2 separate regions of the Homo sapiens genome follow, and region 2 is linked to region 1. The links are chromatin contacts, found by Hi-C in ENCODE. All regions are on one chromosome and are shown on one strand. Each heading gives the region's core, a stretch centred on a gene start or an enhancer-like site at or near the end of the contact. The rest is flanking DNA. Distances are from core to core; before and after follow the strand shown. Region 1 overlaps DHRSX (dehydrogenase/reductase X-linked). Region 2 holds the start of CD99 (CD99 molecule (Xg blood group)).

The links. A loop is a pair of places that touch in the nucleus more often than their neighbours do. Pooled maps may share reads with other maps.
Region 2: a loop to region 1 is called in a map of sigmoid colon, with 3 times the contacts of the local background. The contact joins the promoter of CD99 here to the enhancer-like site in region 1. A Hi-C loop is called at or near these places in 2 of 168 maps with a recorded cell type or tissue (Right ventricle myocardium inferior and sigmoid colon) and 10 of 50 pooled maps.

Annotation. Positions count from the first base shown.
Region 1 is chrX:2,322,899-2,328,580 of GRCh38, forward strand. All of the region lies in intron 3 of DHRSX (dehydrogenase/reductase X-linked), which reads right to left. All of the region lies in intron 1 of LOC124905239 (a long non-coding RNA gene), which reads left to right. Among named protein-coding and RNA genes, the nearest start is that of DHRSX, 180 kb to the right of the region's middle. Within about 2 kb of position 2,338, at least 14 of the 41 ENCODE cell types and tissues checked have a DNase peak (open chromatin) inside an H3K27ac peak, as active enhancers do; they include sigmoid colon, where a contact is called at or near this core.
Region 2 is chrX:2,688,501-2,694,086 of GRCh38, forward strand. It overlaps CD99 (CD99 molecule (Xg blood group)), which reads left to right and starts at 2,795. Exons shown (of 10, transcript NM_002414.5): 1 at 2,795-2,927. The coding sequence starts at 2,861.

The DNA.
Region 1 (5,682 bases), core at 1,088-3,587:
CAAGGGTCAACTCTAGTTTTTTGTTGTTGTTGTTGTTGTTTTTGAGATGGAATCTTGCTCTGTCGCCCAGGCTGGAGTGCAATGGTGTGATCTTGGCTCCCTGCAATCTCCGCCTCCCAGGTTCAAGCGATTCTCCTGCCTCAGCCTCCTGAGTATCTGGGATTACAGGCGCCACACCCAGCTAATTTTTGTATCAAGGTCAACTGTATTTTCTTGCAACAGCCAGAGCTGACTAAGACAGTCTTGAAGCTCAAAGAGGTACAAGAACCTACCCAAAGTTATCCAACCAACAAGCACCTGGAAGGCAGAATAAAGACTCAGGTAGCCAAGCGCCATAGCCACACCATGGTAGAGCTATTCTGCCTTGTAGAGATGCATTGAATCTGTCACAGGGTGAATACATCTCCAAATGCATTTGAAAACTCCTACGGGATGCTACAGAAACACGTGAGGGAAGAGTGGGTGTGGACATACTCTCCATCTGTTACACTCAGAGTACTCCAACTACAGGAGTGAGATGCCTCAAGACAGGCCAAGGCAGAAACAAGCATCACTATGAACCCCAGAATAGATATGTTTTTTGGCCAGACACGGTGGTACACGCCTGTAATCCCAGCACTTTAAGAGGCCCAGGTGAGAAGACTGCTGGAGGCCAGGAGTTTAAGACCAGCCTGAGCAACAGAGGAAGATCCCATCTCTACAAAATATTTAAAATATATACATAGCTGGGAATGATGATGCGTACCTACAGCCCCAGCTACTTTAGACACTGTGGTGGGAAGATCACTCGAGCCCGGGAGGCTGAAGCTGTCGTGAGCCACAGTCACACCACTGCACTCCAGCCTGGGTGACAGAGTGAGATCCGGTCTCGAAAAAATCATCATTATCGTCACAGTAATGAGAGGAATTTTAGGTGATAGGTGGTTACTAATTTCAAAAATAGGGGCTTCCGGTTTCTCCTCTAATGATACAGGGGTTAAGAAGAAATGACTTAAGCAGATAGTAAAAATTAGCTGGGTGTGGTGGTGCACACCTGTCATCCCAGCTACTTGGGAGGCTGAGATGTGAGGATCACCTGAGCCTCGGAAGTTGAAGTTGCAGTGAGCCATGATCACACCACTGCACTCCAGCCTGGGTAACAGATGGAGACCCTGTCTGGAAAAAAAAAAAAAAAAAGATTTTGCACAAAGTTTTACGATGACTCTGCTTTGTAATTAAAAGTAATTTCTGCTTTGTTGGTGATTTCTCACACATTTATCTGGTAGACCAGATACCTGCATGTGATAGGGTAAGAAGGACCCATTTCCCTCCAAGGAGAACAGCATTGCAAGGGGGTTGAGGACGCATGCATGTGGAATCCAAACATTGAATGCACTGAGACGGCGCTGCATGAAGCCTGTCTGTGAGTTTATGATGAAGCTGCACAGAGCTCCGTAGGCGGCTCTCACTCCTCTCTCTCAGCCTTTGGCTTCAGTTTAATTGCATACACACCCTTCAGAGCTGCTCGGGGCCCCCACTTCTTCAGCCTTCTGGCATTTTTCTAAGAAACACTAAACCTCTTTCCAACGTTGCCCTTGGATTTTGTGTGCACGTCTTCCAGCCCTTGAGCTGCTTGACCTGTGCTTGCAAGGGTTCCATAACACTGGATAGGACAGAAGCTCCGCCCAGCCCCAGGTGAAAGCTCTGTGCTCTTCAGGGACCATGTCCTATTCACACTGTCTCCCTCACATCTAATACAGTCATGATACTCGGCAATATAGTACTCCACCCAACAGGCAACTCAGAGTCTGCCAGTGATACAGGAGTTAAGAAGAAATCACTTAGGCAGACAGTAAGGGTATGGGAGTCCTCGGCAAGGCTTTTTTCTTTTCTTTTTTTTTTTTTTTTTGAGATGGAGTCCCGCTCTGTCGCCCAGGCTGGAGTGTAGTGGCGTGATGTTCGCTCATTGCAACCTCCGCCTCCCGGGTTCAAGCAATTCGCCTGCCTCAGCCTCCTAAGTAGCTGGCATTATAGGTACGCACCACCAAGCCCGGCTAATTTTTGTTTTGTTTTTTTTTTTTTTAGTAGAGACGCGGTTTCACTGGTCAGGCTCGTCTCGAACCCCTGACCTAATGATCCACCCGCCTCAGCCTCCAAAAGTGCTGGGATGACAGGTGTGAGCCACTGCGCCCGGCAGCTTTTCTCTTTAACGAAAAGCAGCCCCAAGTCATTTTCTAACAATGAACAGCCTGTCAAGTCGAGCTGCAGACATACACAAGCCAGCTGGGAGCTTGTACGGGTGAATGTCGGGAGGACCTAGGGACTAGACACGTTCAAGATGGCGGCTCCATCTTCCCGGGAGGAACTAACGACTAGACACGTTCAAGATGGCGGCTCCATCTTCCGGGCAGGAACTAGGGACTAGACACGTTCAAGATGGCGGCTCCATCTTCCCGGCAGGAACTAGGGACTAGACACGTTCAAGATGGCGGTTCCATCTTCCCGGCAGGAACTAGGGACTAGACACATTCAAAACGGCGGCTCCATCTTCCCAGCAGGAACTAGAGACTAGACACGTTCAAGACAGTGGCTCCATCTTCCCTCCTCTTTGTCAGCCACATGTAAAGTAAGAAAAACAGGACCGAGAGCCCCGACCAACTACAAAGCCCATTTGCATAACCGATTAGGGTGGGCAACCAGCCTTTCCTGTGGGCTATGTAAATGTCATGCTTGATGGAACCAATCTCTCGGAGAGCCCCGACCAACTACAAAGCCCATTTGCATAAACGATTAGGGTGGGCAACCAGCCTTTCCTGTGGGCTATGTAAATGCCATGCTTGATGGAACCAATCTCTGAGCTCTATGTAAATGAGACACCGCCTCCTCAAACTGGACTATAAAATCCATCACATTTGGTGCCAGCTGGTCCTTTCCGCTCGGAGACCCCTTTCTCTATAGAGAAAACCATTTCTCTTTCTCTTCTCCTGATTAAACTTCCACTCCTAAACTCCTCGTGTGTGTCTTTGTCCTAAATTTTCCTGATGCCCAATGACGAACCCCAGGGTATATACCCCAGACAACGTAGCCACTTCACTAACATGTAGAGAGCTTGCGCATTTTAATTCCTATCCTCACAATAGGCAAAGAGCAGAACATACTGAAAATCAGCAACTCTGCGATCCATCAGAAAATAGAGATCACAAGACGAAATGCTGCCTGAAGACTGGACAGACAGGTGGCAAGTGGAATTGTGCTTGTCTAGGAGTTCCTGCTGGAGCCAGCACCTGATGGACACATTTGCAGGGTAATTATTAAACAGCTGCAGGCTGACAGTGGACAAGCCTAAGTAAGTTAAAAACTCCTGGCCAGGCATGGTGGCTCGCACCTGTAATCCCAGCACTTTGGGAGGCCAAGGCGGGCAGATCACCTGAGGTCAGGAGTTCGAGACCAGCCTGGCCAACATAGTGAAACCCCGTCTCTACTAAAAATACAAAAATTAGCCGGGCGTGGTGGCAGGCACCTGTAATCCCAGCTACTCGGGAGGCTGAGGCAGGAGAATTGCTTGACCCTGGGAGGTGGAGGTTGTAGTGAGCCCAGATCGCACCACTGCACTCCAGCCTGAGTGACAGAGCGAGACTCTGTCTCAAAAAACAACAACAACAGAAAAACTTCTGGGGGCCCATCTTAGAGGGGACCTTGTACTTTCACAAATTTTACCTCCGGGAGCTCCACCAGGTTCCCAGGGTGAAGATCAAAGAAATATCCAGTTGTGTGTTATTGGGGGAAAGTAACCACTTTGCAATATTCCTAGGGAGACAGTAGCATTTTGAAGTATGCCCAAAGCAATCCGTGTCCTCTCTGCCCTCAAAGGAAATTACTTTAGCGCAGTCAAAGTGAACTGGGGGAAGGGAAATCTTCTATTTCAGTTTTTCTTTTTTTTTTTTTTCTTTCCAGGCAGATTTTCACTCTTGTTGCCCAAGCTGGAGTATAATGGCGCAATCTCGGCTCACTGAAACCTCCACCTCCAGGGTTCAAGCGATTCTCCTGCCTCAGCCTCCTGAGTAGCTGGGATGACAGGTGCCTGCCACCATGCCCGGCTAATTTTTCGTATTTTTAGTAGAGATGGGGTTTCGCCATGTTGGCCAGGCTGGTCTCGCACTCCTGACCTCAGGTGATCCACCCGCCTCAGCCTCCCAAGGTGCTGGGATTACAGGCGTGAGCCACCGTGCCCGACCAGATTTCAGTTTCTATTAGCTTTCAACAACACTTTTCGTGCATGAGTGACGCTGGCGGCCATGTACTCAGCCATTCCATCAAGGTTCCAAGCAGCAAAGCTGCAAAATGGATCTGACTCCTTCAGTGAAGAAGAGTCTCCCTGAATGCATTGGAAACACTCATGAGATGCTACTGAAGCAAGTAAGGGAAGCCTGACTGTGGACATGCTCTCTGTCTCTTAGGCTCACAGTACTCCAACCACAGAAACGAGATGCCTCAAGGGAGGCAGAGGCAGAAAGAAGCCATCACTATAAACCCAAGAATAAAGCCAGCAGAGCTACAGTGATGGCCTGTGTGCTGCAGGTGAGCATCACCTTGTTGTAAGGCCACAGGCTTTCCTGGCCACCCTGCTCAGTTGGCCTCGTGGTGGGAGTCACTAGACTCAAGATAGACCCAGCCAGACCATCTGGTTAGAGCTACCCAAGGAAAAGCCATTGTCAGCACAAAGTCACTGGAGTCTTAGAATGCACAGCTGTGATGGGCTGATTCCTTCTCCCAAATCCCTATGTTAAAGCCCTAACGCCCAGGACCTCAGAATGTCACCATATTTGGAGATAGTCTTTAAAGAGGTGATTAAGGTAAAACAAAGTCACCAGGGAGGCCCCTAATCCGAGAAGACTGGGATGCTTATAAGAAGAGGAGATGAGGCCGGGTGTGGTGGCTCACGCCTGTAATCCCAGTACTTTGGGAGGCTGAGGTGGGTGGATCACGAGGTCAGGTGATCGAGACCATCCTGGCTAACACGGTGAAACTCCATCTCTACTAAAAATAGAAAAAATTAGCTAGGCATGGTGGCACGCACCTGTAGTTCCAGCTACTTGGGAGGCTGAGGCAGGAAAATCGCTTGAACCTGGGAGGTGGAGCTTGCAGTGAGCCGAGATCCCGCCACTGCACTCCAGCCTGGGCGACAGAGCGAGACTCCGTCTCAAAAAAAAAAAGAGGAGGAGATGAGGACACAGACACACAGAGTGACGACCCTGCGAGGACACAGTGAGAAGATGGCATCTACAAGCCTACAAGAGAGGCCTCAGGAGGAACCAGCCCTGCCTACACCTTGATCTTGGACTTACAGCCTCCAGGATTGTGGGAGAATAAACGTCTGTTGTTTACAAGCCACCCAGTCTATGGTATTCTGTGATAGCAGCCTGAAATGGACTAAGACACCTCATAAGAAAAGGAGATGAGGACACAGACACACACATTGGGACAACCCTGTGAGGACACAGGGAGAAGATGGCGTCTCCAAGCCCAGGAGAGAGGCCTCAGGAGGAACCAGCCCTGCCCATACCTGGATCTCAGACTTCCAGCCTCCAGGACTGTGAGAGAATCAATGTCTGTTGTTTATAAGTCACCCAGTCTATGGTATTCTGTGATAGCAGCCTGAGATGGACTAAGACACCTCATAAGAGGAGATGAGGACACAGACAC
Region 2 (5,586 bases), core at 1,545-4,044, 370 kb after region 1:
CTCCTGAGTAGCTGGGACTACAGGCGCCCGCCACCACGCCCGGCTAATTTTTTTTTGTATTTTTAGTAGAGATGGGGTTTCACCATGTTAGCCAGGATGGTCTCAATCTCCTGACCTCGTGATCCACCTGCCTCGGCCTTCCAAAGTGCTGGGATTACAGGCGTGAGCCACCGCGCCCAGCCTGTACCCCAGAACTTAAAGTATAATAATAACAATAATAAAAAGACAGGTGTTATCTCAGAGCCCCTGACTCAGTCGGCTGGGCAGCAAGTATGCCAGCCCAGGAATGGGCCAATAGATGAGGCAGGGCTTTGTAAACCAAAAATAAAATTCTTTAAGAGGCTGGAGTGGGTGGATCACTTGAGGTCAGGAGTTCCAGACTAGCCTGGCCAACATGGCGAAACCCCATCTCTACTAAAAATATAAAAATTAGCCAGGCGTGGTAGCAGGTGCCTGTAATCCCAGCTACTCAGGAGGCTGAGGCAGGAGAATCGTTTGAACCTGGGAGGTGGAGGTTGCAGTTAGTTGAGATGGTGCCACAGCACTCTAGCCTGGCCGAGAGAGTAAGACTCCGTCTCAAAAACTAAATAAATTAATAAAATAAAATAAAATTCTAAGCCCCCACCGCCCCCCACCTTCAAAACATCTGAATGGACTTCTTCCTCAGCCAGAGCTCTTTAAAAATTTAACCTGAGAGAGTGTTTCAAGCCGTGACGGGAAGCAGGGGTTGAACATGCCTCCCGGTGCCTCTCCGGCGTTAACATCCACACAGCCTTTAAGTTTGAGAAGAAACATTTTACAACCTCTTCTCTCTGACCCTAGCACCGGAAGGGTTCCTGTTCAAATAAGAACTTGAGTCTTCACAATTCTTTATCTTAACCCAGACATTCTTTTCTATTGATCCCAGGACTTTAAAGAAACCCAAGCAATTGCCAATCAGAAAATTCTAAAATCTACCTATAAGCTGGAAGCCTCCTGCTTTGGGTTGTCCCGCCTTTCTGGACAAAACCAATGTGTCTCTTAAATTTCATTGATGTCTCATGCCTCCCTAAAACGTATAACACCAAGCTGCACCCCGACCACCTTGAGGACACGTTCTCGGGACCTCCTGAGGGCTGTGTCATGGGCCATGGTCACTCATATTTGGCTCAGAATAAATCTCTTCAAATATGTTAGAGTTGGACTCCTTTCTCTTTTTTTCTTTTTTCTTTCTTTTTTTTTGAGACGGAGTCTCGCTCTGTCACCCAGGCTGGAGTGCAGTGGCCTGATCTTGGCTCACTGCAACCTCCATCTCCCCGGTTCAAGCGATTCTCTTGCCTCGGCCTCCTGAGTAGCTGGGACTACAGGTGCACACCACCACACGCGTCTAATTTTGTATTTTAGAAGAGACAGGGTTTCACCTTGTTGGTCAGGCTGGTCTCCAATTCCTGACCTCAGGTGATCCACCCGCCTCGGTCTCCCAAAGCGCTGGGATTCCAGGCGTGAGCCACCGCGCCCGGCCTAGTTTGACTCTTTTCGTGGACAGTTTGAAGTGTGGAATGCAAGAATATTCAGGGTTATTTGTCAGGCTGCAAAGTTGTTCCACTACCCTGCGGGAAAATGGATACAATTTTAGGCTTAGGTGTTAACAGATAACATTGTTAAGTGTGGGAAGGGCGACAACTGCACTGCAGCTGTGGCCAGTGGCGCGGGAGGGTGTCTAAACTCAAAGCCCACTGGAAGGCGAGTCGCCCATGACCAGGACTAGGGCCCAGGTGCCCCAGATAGAAGGCACCTCGTTCCCTATTGCCCCTCACTAACTCCCGTGACCAGGAGTCCCCACTCCCAACCTTGTCCTGGGGATTCTGGGGAGAAACTGCCCCAGCGCAGAGGCTACTCCAAGGGTTGTCCTTGGTCCGGCGCAAAGGGTTCGTCCGCCACCCTCCCGGCTGCGCACCCCGCGCTCGGACGCTCTAGAAAGGACTTGGGACGGGGGTTGCCTGTGGAGCGGGGGCCTAGGCTTCCTGAGCAGGGAGAGGATTGCACTTTGCTCCCCTTGGGGAACTCCCTGAGGTGAGCAGCGGGGAGGGGCCCCCATACTTTTCCCAGCAGGGGAGCCGGGAGTTTCCTCTGCTCCCACTGCAGAGCAGGGGAGGGTCCCTGCTAGGGGCGGAGAAGGGGCTGCAGGGGCGAGTGGGGAGGGGGGCTACACGTTTCCAAGAAGGGCGGCAGTTTCGTGTCGCTACAGTTGCAGGCGTGCATTTAGGAGGCTGTAGACAGGGAGGGACCCGCACTTTCCCGAGCAGGGGAGCTGCTGGGAAAGTTTGTTTTTTTGCTCCCACTGGAGACCAGGGGGTGAGGGGCGGAGAAGTGGCTGCAGGGGCGAGTGGGGAGAGGGGGCTCTATGTTTCCAAGAAGGGCGGCAGTTTTGTGCCACTACAGTTAAGGGCCGCCCTCGGGCGTGCATTCAGAGGGCTGTAAACCGGGAGGGACCCGCACTTTCCCGAGAACGTTGTAGTTCACTTTGCTTCGGGTCGGCGCCGCCCTGGCTACGGCCCTGTGGGTGGGTGAGGGGGCGTGGGCAGTTTCCTGAGAAGGGGCGGGGCGTGTACCGTACTCCCCTCGGCGCTGCCTGGGCCACCCCCGCCCGCCTACCCCCTCTGTCTCCTCCCCGGGCCCGGCGTTCCCGCCCCTTCTGTGCGCGCGTGGAGGCCGGGGCGGGGCGGGCGCAGCCGGCGCTGAGCTTGCAGGGCCGCTCCCCTCACCCGCCCCCTTCGAGTCCCCGGGCTTCGCCCCACCCGGCCCGTGGGGGAGTATCTGTCCTGCCGCCTTCGCCCACGCCCTGCACTCCGGGACCGTCCCTGCGCGCTCTGGGCGCACCATGGCCCGCGGGGCTGCGCTGGCGCTGCTGCTCTTCGGCCTGCTGGGTGTTCTGGTCGCCGCCCCGGGTGAGCGAGCGGAGGGATCCGGGTTGGGGGACGCGGAGGGCGCGGGCCGGGACTGGGGATCCGCTTGAGATGCGGCGTTGGGGGCGCCCCGCGGGGACACCCGGAGCCTCCTCCCTGCCCGGCAGGACGCGCTGTGCCCACGGGGGCCCAGGCCCGGAGGAGGCGCCCACTTTCTCCCCAACGCTTTTCCTGGAGCCGTTCCAGAGAGAAAAGTCAGCGTTTGTTGTCGGAGTTGCAAACTCTTACATGTGGGGCGGCCTTGGGAGAGGTGCGTCCGATTTTTCCCAATCTAGGGGACCTTCTTACAGATCTCTCTCCCTTTGCATGAGCCCCTCACCCCACCCCGTTATCTACCCCCAGGGTTTGGGGACCTGCGTCTTCAGGCCGCGCGCGGAGGCCGCCCTGGAGTTGCCTGTCACAGCCACGCCCTGCGTCCCGGGCCTAAATTTGGAATCGCTAGGAGCCTGAGACCCGGGTGGTGGGGGGAAGGGAAGGAAAAGTTAGAAAAAAACTTTGAGCCCTGAAAATGTTCAAAAATACTCTGTGGATGCGGGCTCCGGGAATTTCAGCGCGTGCTGTGCGCCAAGCAACACGGGGCGCAGAAAGAAACGTGTGCTTACCAAATTGTCCATCTGCGGCGGTGGAGAATTCGGAAAACAGAAAAAGTGGGCAGGGAAGAAAGAGCCACGGTCACCCTCCCACGCCCTAAACCGGGCCTATTTCTAATTATTACTTTAATCATGTTTTTCTGTTTCCCTCCCTTTGAAACGGAAACGGAGACCCTGCCGGATGTGGTATGTTATAAATTCTTTTTTCATGTTATAAATTCTTTTTTCAATGGTCAGTGCATTTTTTGCTCTTCGTATGGGCAGGCTTTTAAGTAGACCGGCTTGCGGGCAGTGTGGACTTCAGGACGGGCCTTATCAGGGCTGGACGTATTTAGGAAGGAGACGCGGGAACGCCCGGCCCTGGGGAGGACGGAGGAGGCCCGATTTGTGTTGATAGGATCTAGCTCAGCCTAGAGCTGCGGTGACTAGGCCGGGTCTCTATTTTTAGGGAGGAGTTGCTAATGGATTTACACCCTCTTTAAAGGGGTCCCGGGTATCCTAGAAATTGTGCTTTCACTTGGTAGAGATTAGAGATAATGAAGCCTGCTCCGTAGAGGAAAACTTGGAGGACTTTCCAGCCTGCAGGGGAGGTTCCAAGCAGAGCTTCCTGTTTCTCCCTTTTCTTCCTAAATGTCCTTCTTGCGGGCAACCTGTCACCACGGACGGGATGGCTCTGTAGGGTTTTATCAGCTGCATTTGTTCCCCAGGCACCTGCAGATGAACGGGTTTTTCACTTGTCTCTCTGCGAATGCATTCCTTCATCCTTCATGCCTGCCTTCCTTCTTTTGCACCTACTGTGGGCTTGGGGTCAGGGAAATATATCCAAGGGAGTGCTGGTGGCCTAAGAATTCAGTTTCCTGGAGAACAGAGGCATCTGAACAGGCAGACGGGAGACAGGGCCACAGGGACCTTTATAGTTCCATCACGAAATAACTCAGGGGTTCCCAGTGGTAAATCTTGGTGAGGGGCTTGGCTGGATTTTGAAGCCCTAGGGACAGATTTGCCGGCTGGTCTGGCGTTCCAGGTCATTGGAGCAGAGTGAGTGGAAAGCCTTATATTCTCTAAGCCCCAAACAAGTCGTTGCACAGTTTTTTTGTTTTTGTTGGTGGTGGTGGTTTTTTTTTTTTGGACGGAGTTTCACTCTGTCACCAGTCTGGAGTGTAGTGGCACGATGTCGGCTCATTGGCGTTGCACAGTTTTTAAACCCACAGCAGTGTTCATCTGGAACTCCTGATTTTGGAAGCAGACTGGGCTTAGGAACTCCAGCTGCTGATGCTTTGAGTAAAGGGAAGAGTACCTGTCTATGGGGTGGGTGGGTAGGGAAGAGCAGTGGGATAGGGGCATAACAGGGGCCAACCTATCCTTCCAATTGCAGAGGAGGGCCTGGCCGTCAGCACTGATGGATCTCCTTGAGGGACGCTTCTCACCCCTTCTTTGCAGTCTGACCCTGCTAGAGATGGAGACAGAAACAGCCTGTCCCAATAATATTAATACACGTTTCATCGGGAAAGTTGACTTTTGAGTTGGTGATGCTCAGAACACACTTTCTTATAGCAACGTGCATCAGGCTGCAAAACCCCGTTGAGCCTGAAGTAGGTTCTCAGACTGGTGCTGATAGCTCTGGCCTGATCTCAGAGTGTTGGGGACCCTGTGTTCCTTGGTTCCTTCATAAATTCTCAGGGGTACAGGTGGGATGTGGTGAGGGATGGATGGACAGAGGGAGGTGTATAGAGGAAAAGAGGAGGCTTCAGCTTTGTAGAGAGCAGGATGTCCCCACAGGGCGACGTTGGCCCCGAGGAGACACTTTGTGATGGTTGCAGACATTTTTGGTTGCCACCCTGGGGTGGGACATCCCACCATCCTGCAATGGGTGGGGCAGCTTAGGGAAGCTGCTCAGAATCTTTCAAGGGCCAGGACGGCCTCCAGCACAAAGAATTCATCTGGTCCCAAATGCCAGTGGTGTTGAGGGTGGAAAACCCTGAGGAGGGCTTGGGAGTTGCATGTATGCGCTGATTCAGGGCTGCCCCTGCAGTTAGGAGCCTGCCGTCCCG